Linked DNA regions of Homo sapiens: region 1 is linked to region 2. The links are chromatin contacts, found by Hi-C or POLR2A ChIA-PET in ENCODE. All regions are on one chromosome and are shown on one strand. Each heading gives the region's core, a stretch centred on a gene start or an enhancer-like site at or near the end of the contact. The rest is flanking DNA. Distances are from core to core; before and after follow the strand shown.

What was found. Hi-C counts contacts between places; a loop is a spot of excess contacts on that map. ChIA-PET counts read pairs that join two places held with the same protein, here RNA polymerase II (POLR2A). Pooled maps may share reads with other maps.
Region 1: a loop to region 2 is called in a pooled map, with 4 times the contacts of the local background. The contact joins two enhancer-like sites. A Hi-C loop is called at or near these places in 3 of 37 single-sample maps with no recorded cell type and 3 of 50 pooled maps. POLR2A ChIA-PET finds 5 or more read pairs at or near these places in 1 of 52 experiments (MCF 10A).

Annotation. Positions count from the first base shown.
Region 1 is chr18:10,875,414-10,881,183 of GRCh38, reverse strand. The region is part of intron 4 of PIEZO2 (piezo type mechanosensitive ion channel component 2); the gene reads left to right. Among named protein-coding and RNA genes, the nearest start is that of MIR6788, 120 kb to the right of the region's middle. RefSeq lists an enhancer at 2,253-2,482. Within about 2 kb of position 2,288, at least 3 of the 41 ENCODE cell types and tissues checked have a DNase peak (open chromatin) inside an H3K27ac peak, as active enhancers do.
Region 2 is chr18:11,495,889-11,502,332 of GRCh38, reverse strand. The region is part of intron 2 of LINC01255 (long intergenic non-protein coding RNA 1255); the gene reads right to left. Among named protein-coding and RNA genes, the nearest start is that of LINC01255, 11 kb to the right of the region's middle. Within about 2 kb of position 1,737, at least 2 of the 41 ENCODE cell types and tissues checked have a DNase peak (open chromatin) inside an H3K27ac peak, as active enhancers do.

The DNA.
Region 1 (5,770 bases), core at 1,039-3,538, 620 kb after region 2:
GGTAATTAGATATCTGCGTTTAATGACTGTTTTGTGGTTTAAAAAAAGGTACCTAATTTCACAGAAACAAGCTAACTGTTTGTTTTCTCTAATGCGTCATTAACTTTGGAATCCCTTGATTTGAATATTGGAAGTGATTCTCAATAAATGTTACATTTCCTTCCAGAGTTTGTAATCTAAACCTTTCTCTATTTACACCAAATATATTAGTCTTGCCACACACATGACTTGCTATATGAGGTCAGATATTAAATAAACATAGTCTCTCTCTCATATCAAAATTATATATATATATATATATATATATATATATATATATATATATATATATATATATGATATGTGGGAAGCAGTTGAAATGGAAATCAGGGGTCTTACCATTTTATTGAGTTTTTGCTATTTGTCTGCCTTTAAAGTTATTGAAGCCAAGTGACTAAAGACACCTGCATCAGAGTCATATTTAAGTTTAAGACAAACAAAAGTAGACTATCTCTCAGCGTGTGAACTTCAGAAGCCACTAGGGAACCATCTTAACAGTTCCTATTTGTTTAAACAATGCTCATTTGACATTTTAGTCATGTTGTTGTAATTCAGTTGAAGGTGACCTTTCCACCAACTCTGATTTGCCCCCAAAAGTTGTTCTTTGTGAACTTCTGAAGATGACTGTGATGGTCCTCTCACCTGGATGCCTCACAGCAATACTCCAACATTTTTCTTCTTTCCTGGTCTCATCTAAATTTCATTGCTGCCTTATTTTGGGTATTCATGGTAGAAATGAAATTTTGGAGTTGGAAAGATCCTAAGAAGTCACTTTGTAAGGTGAGAAATTGAAACTTAGAAAAATAAAGTAGTCTTCCCATGAGTATCCACCTGTCTTGCTTCTTCTCTGGTCTTTGACAGGAGAATGGCAATTGAATTTGATTAATAAATTTATCAGACCAAATTCAGGCATGGCCATCAGTGCCTCAATTGGTCATTATCCCAGTCAAAGTAATTGGTGTAGTATCTTTCATATTCGTTCTACACAGGAAAATATAAGCAGTCTGACTGTTGCAGCTTTTAAAAACAGTCTGAAGTATTAAAGATACACTTTTGTATCTACCAACCAGCTTTCACCAAGCTTAAGAACTTGAGCATTACCAATACCGTTAATTGTATCCCTCTCCCCTGCGCTGAAATAGGTGTTTGTCATTTTTATAGTAGTTTTTATGCATGAAACCCTAAGCAATCTATATTTTGCATATTTCTCATTTTTTTCACCATTATGATATACACTCATATTCACAGATGTAGACCTGGATCACACATGCACTTGTACTTATTTATTGCTGTGTAGTATTTGATTTGATGGATATGCCATAATTTAATGCCTAGTCTCCTCTTTATGGACAGGTAAGTTATTTAGAAATTTCAGCTTCCTTGAGTTCCTTTCAAGGGGTATAATCACTGTCTGAACAAGTAAGATCAGTATGACTCTAACAAGATTGGAGGCTGGGCACGGTGGCTCACGCCTGTAATCCCAGCACTTTGGGAGGCCGAGGCGGGCAGATCATGAGGTCAGGAGATCGAGACCATCCTGGCTAATATGATGAAACCCCGTCTATACTAAAAATACAAAAAATTAGCCAGGCGTGGTGGCGGGTGCCTGTAGTCCTAGCTACTCAGGAGGCTGAGGCAGCAGAATGGCATGAACCCGGGAGGCGGAGCTTGCAGTGAGCCGAGATCGCACTACTGCACTCCAGCCTGGGCAACAGCGCAAGACTCCGTCTCAAAAAAAAAAAAAAAAAAAAAAGATTGGAAAGGACTCTTTTGCCTGTTCGAGAGAACATGAAGTTTGAGGTAGTTTAGTATGTGCTTCCGTGTAAAACACGTCATTGTCATGCACCTGGAAAACAGTGCAGCTTAGGTCATTTTATGGGAAAATGGACACATTGGTCTCACTGATTTATTAAAATGGGACTTCATCTACACAAAACCTGGTTAGCCTGATTCTGTGCAGAATTGGCTTGAAATAAAATTTAATTTATTGTTAAATGCCCTGTAGTGTATACTTATGATTAGGTTAGAGAACCTTACACACATATTTATGCTATGCACTGTCCCTGGATAATCTAATTTACTCTCTTGACTTTAGCTAACACATGTGAGAAGAAAACTCTTGAACCTACCTCATCAGCCATGACTTTGCTCCCAGGCACAAACTCCATGTGGCTTTCAGTTTAAAGTCTCACCTCTGCACCTGAAAGTCCTAACCACACCTGACACTCATTGTGAAAACACCACCTGCACTACCAGCAGCCACGTCACTGTTTCTCCTGTGGCCTTCATTTCCTTGGGGATCATGTTTGTCCTTTGCTTCAGGTCTTTCTGTAGTTCTGGTTATGTGATTTTTTTTTTTTTTCAAAACATCCAAGCTTTGTATGGTCTGACCTTACCCTGTGTTTCTGACTTTACTTCCTTCATATATAACTTCACAACCAATACTCTGTGCTTAGAGACAGTGTCTGGCACATAGTAAGTGCTTAATAATTTTTTTGAATTAGTGAATTAAAAATTCTGTCAAATTGAGCCATTTAATGTTCATTAGATACACTTCATTTCTTTTGTTTTTGAAATATTTTCTCCAACACATTTATTTAATAACTATGAACATATGTTTTAATGAGTTATAGCTTCCAATTTTGACAATGAAATCTGCATGTGCAAATAACTGAAACTTTATTTGTAAACTCTCTGTGATCTCAATGCCATTACCAGGCAACAGTAATGTTCCCTCCTCTTAGTGTTTGTGTATTATCTTCCCCGAGCTGAATTACAGAGCTCTTTATGGTAGGTGTCTCATCTAATTCTTCAACAGTGCTTTGCACAAACTATCATGATAAAAAGAAAAGAACAAATATTTGAAGAGGCAGCGATATGTCCTGGAGCTAGCATGCATCCAGCCAGCCTTTACTGATGGTTTACACTGCACCATCTACCATGCTGGTCCCCAGGGAAACAGATGAAACAGGCAAGGGCTTCTGTTAGGCAGATTGGTAAATCAGTGAGTGACACAGTGTTAAACATCTACTGATGGAGGATGTGGGAGGGATGGCGGTCCATTCTATTCTGGAATGGGTGTGGAGGGGCAAGGTAGGAAGGGCTTCACAGAGGAGACATGGCAGGTGTGTTTTTAGAGATGAGGAGAACCTGAAGCATACTGGGAGAAGTTGGCCAAGGGAGAAGACTGCACACTTGCTCAGAGGGAAAACACTGGCGCGTTCTGGGTACGTGCATTCAGTATGGCCGGAATTTGAGGTAGAGGGAAATGATGGCAAGAGATAAGGGAAACCAGATCTGGGATGTGGAGGGCCCCTTGTCACGCTTAGGAATGTGGATGTTTCCTGGGGGCCGTGGGGTTGACATGATCAGCTTTATGCTGCTAAAAACTAAACTCTGATATTAATGTGGAGGCCTGGCTGGCAGAGGGGACAACCTGAGATGAAATCATCAGGATGCTGCTACCGTCACCCAGAGGCCAGACCGGGCTGTGGGGATAAAGGGGAGGGCTGGGAAAGGAGACGTTAGAAGTCAGAATCTCCTCCAGTCTTTCAGTGAGAGAATGGAAGCTTCCAGGTTCTGTTTTGGTCACTAGGTTGATGACAGCCGTGTTTTCCAAAATTAGGACTATAGGAGGAAGAGCTAATTTGGAGTAAGAATAACACTGAATGGAAAATCTATGGGATACTGAAGTACAGATATCCAGTAGGAAAATGGATATATGCTAATGTTTCTCAGCGGACGAGTTGGACTGGGCATTACATTATTTGCCCTTAAAACCATTTCTTAAAAATTTAATCTAACACTATTTCATTCTAAAGAGCTAGTGTTCATGAAACAGCTTTTGGGAAATGGTGTGCTAGAAAATGTTCATTGATCTGTGATTCTGATTGAAATGAATGGATAAGTCACCATGTGGATGCTGATTAGGGCCTTGGGGATGGATATCATCCAGGGTGATCTTGTAGAGTGAGAAGAAAAATAAATGAAGAACAGAATTTTGTGGACTCATCAACAATTAAGTAGGACGTAGAGAAGAGTCTGGTGGCTACAATACAAGTCAGAATTTCTTAGTGGGGCTTCCCAGCAACATGAGTTTTCATGGATATTCATAGGTAGGTAGAGAATTAGAAGAGAGTGTAAGAAAACCACGGGAACGGAGATTTGGGAGTAGAAGGGGTTGGTCTTGCTTGTCAAATGCAGCATGGAGGTGGAATGTGATGAGAATTGGAATGGGTCACTTGGGCCTTGCAGTTGGGAGAGCAGGGGCAGCCCCTGAGAGGGCATTTTCTGAGCAGTGGTGGGTTGAGGAGGCCTGTTGCATTAGGTGGATGATGGGCAAGGGGAGCCCATGTAGTGAGTGTTGGCTCCAAACACAAAGTGAGAAAGTAAAAAGCCTGAGCTTGCTGTCAGGCTCTGTCTCCAACTGTGTATTTGAACCAGGCATTCAAAACTCATTGGTTTCCACATTCTGTAAGATGAGGAAATGGACTAGACTATTTCTAATTCTCATCCAGCTCCATAATTTCAATGACTGACTTAGTGAACGGATGGGTAGTTGGGTGATTAGATGAGGGAATGAAATGAGATTTACCGACTTCCAAATTATTAAAGACTTATTAAAAACTAAATGTATAGAGAAGGTAGGTGTATAATTATGTACATTAGTATAGTTTCCAAATTATTCATTCATTTCAAAGAGAAACAGAGACCAAGGAAGATTCTGTAGCCCAGCACTTCCCAAAAGCTGCTCCTTGCACACTAGCTCTGTCACATGTAATAGTCTTAGAAGAAACTGGTAAGAAATGGTTTCCAGGTCAAATAAATGTAACTGTTTTACTACAGAACTTCTCAAGTCTTTTAGTATAATAGTATGCATTGTGAGTTTCTCACATTGACTGGACCAATGACTGTTTCTTTTTTCTCTTTTGTCTTGTTTTGTTTTGTTTTAATGGAATGCATTTCTGAGGACTGGCATTCTGATGAACGTACTTTAGTAAGCACTGAAGAAGGAAACACAATTGATAAGATGGTCTCCAAATGACATATCAGTCAGACTATGACCTGTTTATTGTGCATACTTTTCAAAAGTATCATTGTTTCTGCAATGGCAGTATTATGAATGCACTGCTTTGTTAACTCAGCAAGCCAAGAGTAGTAGTTAATAGTTTAGCACCTCTATGGCTGAATGATTCCATTCTAAGTAGGGGTCGCAGCCCAATTCTGGATTCAGTAGCTAAATTCTATCACAGCAGGTGGAGTAATTGCTTTAGCAAACTACATTCATTTATTCCCTTAATATATGTGTGTTATAAAATGTCTCTTTTGGGACCAAGAAGCACAAAGCTGAGACTGTTGCCTCAAAGTGATGTTTGCAAATTGGGGCTTAATGCAATCCACAGGTGGGAAAGATATAAGGCTCTGGCTTTCCTGCTCTGTCTGTTGTGGTGTAAGAAGCAGCTGAGGCCACAGCTGGAGTTCTTGTTACTTTAATATAAGAAGTCTTTTTCTCTCGACTGTACTTGGATGGTGCTTTTCATAAAATGACACAGTCAATTTGTTTTCCATGAAAGAGCTATAATAATCGATTGCCAAAAATCCACCTGAGTAGTACCAACCTACTACTACTCCTGACCTCAGCCCCACACCGAAACAGCCACCCAAGCCTGGCCTTTTTTCTTACTGGTCTCTTTTCTTGATCCCCATTTTTTCTCATTCCTTGATCCCCATT
Region 2 (6,444 bases), core at 488-2,987:
CCCTGGTTTGGGGATGGAAACAAAAACACCAAATTGGAGTTGGCCTGAAACACAGCTACCCCTGAACACTCAGCTGTCTCTGGTCACACGGGCTTGGCTTTGGAGACTGGGTTATAGCCTAGAGAGGACACGAGTCAAGTCCTTGATGCTACACGATGGAAGGACATAAGGGCCTGGTCGTGGCAGGTCCATGGGACTCTAAAAATGAAGAGCAACATCATGGAAAATATTGTGACTTAAGAGAGCATCTAAGAGGCAAAAAAAAGTGATTTTTTTCCCAAAGCAATGTAGACGAGGTGTTACTTAGGAAGGTGTTAAATTGAAGTAACACTTGGCCCATTTGAAAAATCACAGGAATACCAATACAAAATGGGAAGGGACTGAAGAATTTGCTTCCTGATGAGGCAACATTAACTTTGGAATTAGGTACATCTGGCTGCACTAATAGTGGTTTTCCAACTCACTGGCAGTGTTTATCAAAATGCAGATTCCTAGGTTCTTGCCCAGATCTAGTGAATCATGATCTCTTGAGGAGGTTCCCAGGTATCCTAATCTTTAGTGAGCTCTCCAGGTGATTTTAAAACACAGCTAAAGCTTTTAAGAGCTTACGATGTGCCAGGCACTGTTTCGACTGCTTGCTATGCATGATCTCACTTAGAATGTAAAATGATGGTACGAGCTCAGTATTATCATCTGTGTTTCATAGCCAAGGAAGCCAAGGCTTAGAGTAGCCATTGGACTTGCCTGCAGTCACACAGTGGATGATGGAGCAGGGATGTAAACACATGCAGCATGTCTTTAGAGTCCACACTCCTAAGCACCATGGTGCCTGCTCAGCTTTTTATGCTCTTTGTACTCTGGGAACCACTAAACAAATTAATTAACTTCTCTGGCTGTCAATTTCCTCATTGGTAAAACGGATACAAACAAATTTAAAAGTGTAAAGCCTGTAATGGTAAATCTTGATAATGAAGAGAAGTCCAGCAGCTCTACTTTCTTAGGCTATGAAGAACATCTTTGTGATGCAATGTTCTATATTTGTGGTTTGCATTTATGGACAAACTTCAAATATGGGAATGATAGTAATAATGAAGAATTTTTTTTAGTATAGTATGCTTTCTTAGATGTCCCCTGTGCTGAGCAATTTCACTGTGGCTAAATCTGGATCCCTTCTAATCTTTGAAAATTTCCGTTTTCTTTATTTGATTTTTCTACGTTTAAAAACTTTTAGCCTGATAAAGAAAAGATGCCCTCTTCTTGGGGTCAAATATTTAAAGGCCAACCAGTTTAAACACAACTATCTGTATAAGCAATAGTAAATACACCATCCCTTTGTCTATAGTGAAGAACTTTTGACCGGTGACCTGCTCACCTTTAGAAAATACATGAAAGCCTCCAGGCCTCTATTTTTTGCCCTGGCAAAGATAACTTGCCAGGAATCTTTACAGAGGATAAAGAGAATCACTTGTTTTTAAAATTAAAATCTTTTTTTTTTAAGGTGACAAATCTATCCTTTCAAATTTAAGAGCAGGAACTTAATTCAACAGTACACTTACAAATTTACTGCCTGTTGCTAAGGCTAAATTTGACAAGGTGATCTTTTATTAGTCATTCGGCCAGAAAAAAAAAAAATGGAATCTCCGTCAAGACTTTGCTCTTTCCAGCCGCACAGGGTGACTCATGTGAGGTTGAAAGCAAGTAGCTTTGGGCAGGACTGCCCTGGGGCACAGCTGTGACCTCTAGTTTTGGTGAGTCACAAAAATAGCTGTAGCTTACTTCCACTTGTCCATTCTCATGAGGCATTTAAACAATGTGAATTGATGAACCACAAACTGATTTTTGTTAAGGGTTTCAGTACCTTTCCTAGAAAAACGTTTCTAGCATGACCTGTAAGTAGGCAGAGTAAGTCGCCCTCTCATCTATCTCTAGGAGGCAAGTTGTCTCTTCTAGAAGACAAATAATGAGTGAAATTGCTGAAGTCAGGCTGGTTGAGGACAGGGCAGGGGAGGAGAGGGAATCTACTTGACTGATAACTCAAGAATATACTATCCCTCCTGAATAATCCAGCCTGTTGCAAAAGTTTGCATAAAAAGGGTGAAATCATTGACTGATATTAGTGAATATTTATCAAGTGCCTGCTATATGCCAGGTCCTGGCTACACACCGTGATTTGTACAGAAAACAATGAAACCTGAAGTGGTTCCTAAGCCCAAAGATGTGGAGCCTCGGAACATGCAGTCACATACACACAGAGGAAGTGCGGAAGCCCAGCAGTGGCCAGCGCTTCCAGGAGAGGCCGAGAGCCGGGAAGCGTGGTGAGGGGCTGAGCTAGACGGGACACTCAGGAAAGCCTTTCTGGAGGGGTCATGTTTCAGCTGAGATCTGAAGGAGAAATAGGGTTGAACTTGCCGAAGGATGAGGAGTACCTTCTGAGTAGAGGGAAAATGTCTTCAAGGCCTGGTGGAGGTGGCAGAGGTGGGGAAAGGAATGGTTTGTCTGATGAGCTGAAAGCACTGGGTGTCGCCGGTGCTTGGGCATCCTGGGGTGGGGGGAGTAGGGTGCAGATGGAGTGAATGACTTAGGCAGGAGAAGACCACGAAGAGCCTATGGGCTTTATACCTGGAGTTGGGGTAAGCTGCGGAAGGATTTTAGGCAAAGGGTGGTAAAATCAGGTTTGCATTTTGTAAAGAACTTTCTGTTCACCATGTGGAGAACAAACGCAGATGGACAGGCCAGATGTATGGAGACAAATCAAGAGGTTGCGGCATGGGCAGGCATGGTTTCTAGGATGAGGGTGGTGGTGAGGATGGAGACAGAGAAACCTAGGAAGGAAAATCTCCCTTGACTGGGAGAGAGACAATTTACACACAGTGAGAGAGAGAAAGACTGGATTGACTGCCAGCGTTGAAGCATCTCCAAATGGTGGATGCTGGTTTTACTCAGAGAGGAACCACTGGAAGCAGACTAAGGTTGTTATTGTGGGAAATGTTACGAATTCAGAAGCATATAGTGTTGAAGTGTGTCTTTCTGATATCCCAATAGAGACAGCTAGAAAGACATCCATCTAGCTATATAGCTCTGGATCTCAGAAGAGTAATCAAGATTGGACAAAGGAATTTGGGAGTCTCTGTATGGCCATGGGTATTGATAGAGTGTGAAAGGAATGAACTATAAATGAACTTTGAGAAATTACAACATTTAATGACTGGGTGGAGGAGGATGAGCCAGCAAGGAAGATTGAGAGGGACATGCAGGAGGAAAACCAAGAGAATATAGTTTCCTGGAAACCAAAGGAAGGTGGTATTTCAAGGAGAGAGAATAATAGTCAATGGTGCCAAAAGCTACAGATGGTCCAGTAAGATGAGGAGGGAAGAAATTCCACTGGATTTAGCAACACAGAGATTCTCAGTAACTTCAGGAAGATTAACTTCAGAAATTAATGTGAAATCCAAGGGCAGGGGCACGTTTTACCCAATGCAGACTATAACAATATTTTTAGGGCACTAATCATAAAGTTTAAAGCACAGATACATACTGACCTCTGGCTGACTGATTTCAGAGATATGCCATATGGATATTTCTGGAAAGATTTGTAGCTTTCTGGACAAACAATGGGGTGGGGAAGAAACGTAGCAAGTTTACGTGTGGGCGAAAAGAAAAGCAGTCAGAAGCCCTGAGTGTTAGTCTTTGCAGCCAAAATTCAAAAGCAGGCCAGGTGATCAGAGGTGCAGCTCTTGCATCTCTAAAGCTGCAGGGCTAGGATATAATTGCCAGAATCTATGAAAGTGTGAGTGCTGTGGGTTTTGCCCATGAAGGCAGAAAGGTGCAAGTGAGGGTCTTGTCCATTCTATTGCCAGCCATATTAGTCTGTTCTCATGCTGCTAATAAAGATGTACCCAAGATCAGGTAATTTATAAAGGAAAGAGGTTTAATGGACTCAGAGTTCCACATGACTAGGGAGGCCTCACAGTCATGGCAGAAGTCGAGGGGAAAAGCAAAGGCACGCCTTATATGGCGGCAGGCAAGACAGCTTGTGCAGGGGACACAATTTATAAAACCATCAGATCTTGTGAGACTTATTCACTACCACAAGAATCAACTCCATGATTCAATTATCTCCCCCGGTCCCACCCTTGACTCCTGGGGATTACTAAAATTCAAGGTGAGATTTGGGTGGCGACACAGCCAAACCGTATCACCAGCTCTGCATTATACTGGGGGTAACTCTGCTTTTTTTTGTTGTTGTTGTTGTTTTGTTTTTTTGTTTGTTTTCAATTGGGAATGAGGCTGTCCTAGGTTTTTTTCCTGAGGTCATTTGCAGTTTTGAAATTGTAATAATTATGTTCATCAAGGTGAACATCTAATTTTGCATGCTCAATTAAGCTAATTTGGCATTTGCTGTCTTGTCTTCATCATTGGATGAGCTAATTTTTTGTACTTTTTTTTTTAATCACAGTATTTTGTCTCCCCACTTGCCTTTTAATCCTCTGTGCATGTGGCAGTGAGCTGTGGCTCTCCCTCACAGGATGAGGTCATGTTTGCTCCCCTGAGGCCTTCTTTGTGCAATCGTGGTCTCTGTATAACACCAAGGCCGCAATTTTCAGGAATAAACATAGATGGGAATGGATGATTCCCTGGTTTCATAAAACCTCTAAGCAACATTAGATAATACTCATTGATAGAAGTAAAACTGAATTATTCTCTGTGCCAGTAGTTTTTATGTCTCATAAGAGATTCTACTGGAGGGATCACTGGGTATTTCAAAGATGCTTGGAAACAACACGTTGATGGAATTGTCTTCAATGGAAAGTCATAAATGTTTGCTGATGATTTTTGGTGGGTCTATCAAAATCAATTAACCCTACCATTGTTGCATTTTGTGCTCACTTAAAAAAAATTATTGAAGAGGATGAATTTTGCAGCAAAGGGGCAAATACTCCTAAATACTGAAAACTCTTTGAATTCTAGAAGAATAGAAACCTGAGAATTGTTCTTCAATGGAAGAAATATTTAGAAAGGCAATTTTCATCACTTTGTATTTTTCCGTGAAAGTGGAATAATTAAAAACATAGTGATTTAAGCTGACTCAGAGTATGATGAAAGAAACATTAAATTTCTTCTGAGTGGGGTATTTAAAAATCATATTGAAATCTGAGGATGCTATGCAAGCTGTTAAAAGTTTATGTACTGGAATATGCACAACATATATGTTGCACAGGAAAAATATATTTTTTGATATAATGACATTTATGATATAAAATAGGACACAACTTCAACTTGGATGTTTAAGAGGAATTAAATGAGATCATGGCTGTAAAGTTCTCAGCACAGTGCCTGGCGCGGCACCAGTGCAGATGGCAGCTGGTGTTACAAGCCTCTCTCTTCTCTAAAGCACTCTTCACTAGAGCAATGCTGTTGACATGTCTGCAAGTCATGAGAACTTTTGGGAATCTTATGTACGCCCAATGTCTTTTCTCAAGACAAGCTGCACACTCACAAAGGCCAGGTGCATTGCCTCAAACTGACTGGCCCAGCTTGGGGCATTAACCAACAGTGGCCGAATATGAGATGTAATTTGTTTACAAGGTGCTTCAGCCGTTCTGTGGTGAGGTTGCATATTGAGTAGTTATCAGTTGACACATCTGACATTTTTTCAATGTCATAAAAGATTCTCGGTAACCTCAGGAAGATTGACTTCAGAAATTAATGTGTAATCCAATGGCAGGGACATATTTTATCCAATTTTTTTCAATGTTTTACATTGAAAAAATGTCAGATGAGTCAACTGGTAAAAATAAAAGGGATGTGTCATAAGATCAATCAGTAAAAACAAAGGGGTTGTATCATAAGAGGGAGAAGGGAAAGACTTGGATGGAGGAGGGGGCAGAGACAGAGAAGCTGCATCATGGCAATAATGGCATCAGTGGAGGGGCAGTCGTGGGCATCTGCTGATGAAGGGTCCTCATGGTCCAGTAAGATGGGGAGAGACCATGAGCTGTGTGGGGCTCAGACAGTACGGAGCCTACTTCATTTCTCCACTAGGCCTGGCTGTGTAGTTTCAGAGATGTCCTCTGAGTTTTCTTTCTTCATTATCATAAACCTCCAACACCTAAGGCTGTGCTTCTCAGAATTTCCAATGAAAGTGTCCCACAGTCTGATAGTCGAGATGGGGAGCCTTGGAGATCTGGAGATCCAGGCTGGAGCTGCAGGCAGCAAGCATGAGATTCCCTTCACTTTTTCTTAGGATCTCAAAAATGTACCTGATTTTCATACTTCAGTCTATAATAGGTTTATTTTAATGGGGGGAAGCCTGTCATCAAGGGAACAGATCCACTAAGAAAATGTGCTGCTATTTGAGTACCACATTTGGAGAATTGATTTGAGCAACCTGGCACATCTCTGTTCTTTACAAACTAAATGGCCAGAGAATAAGATGACTTCACT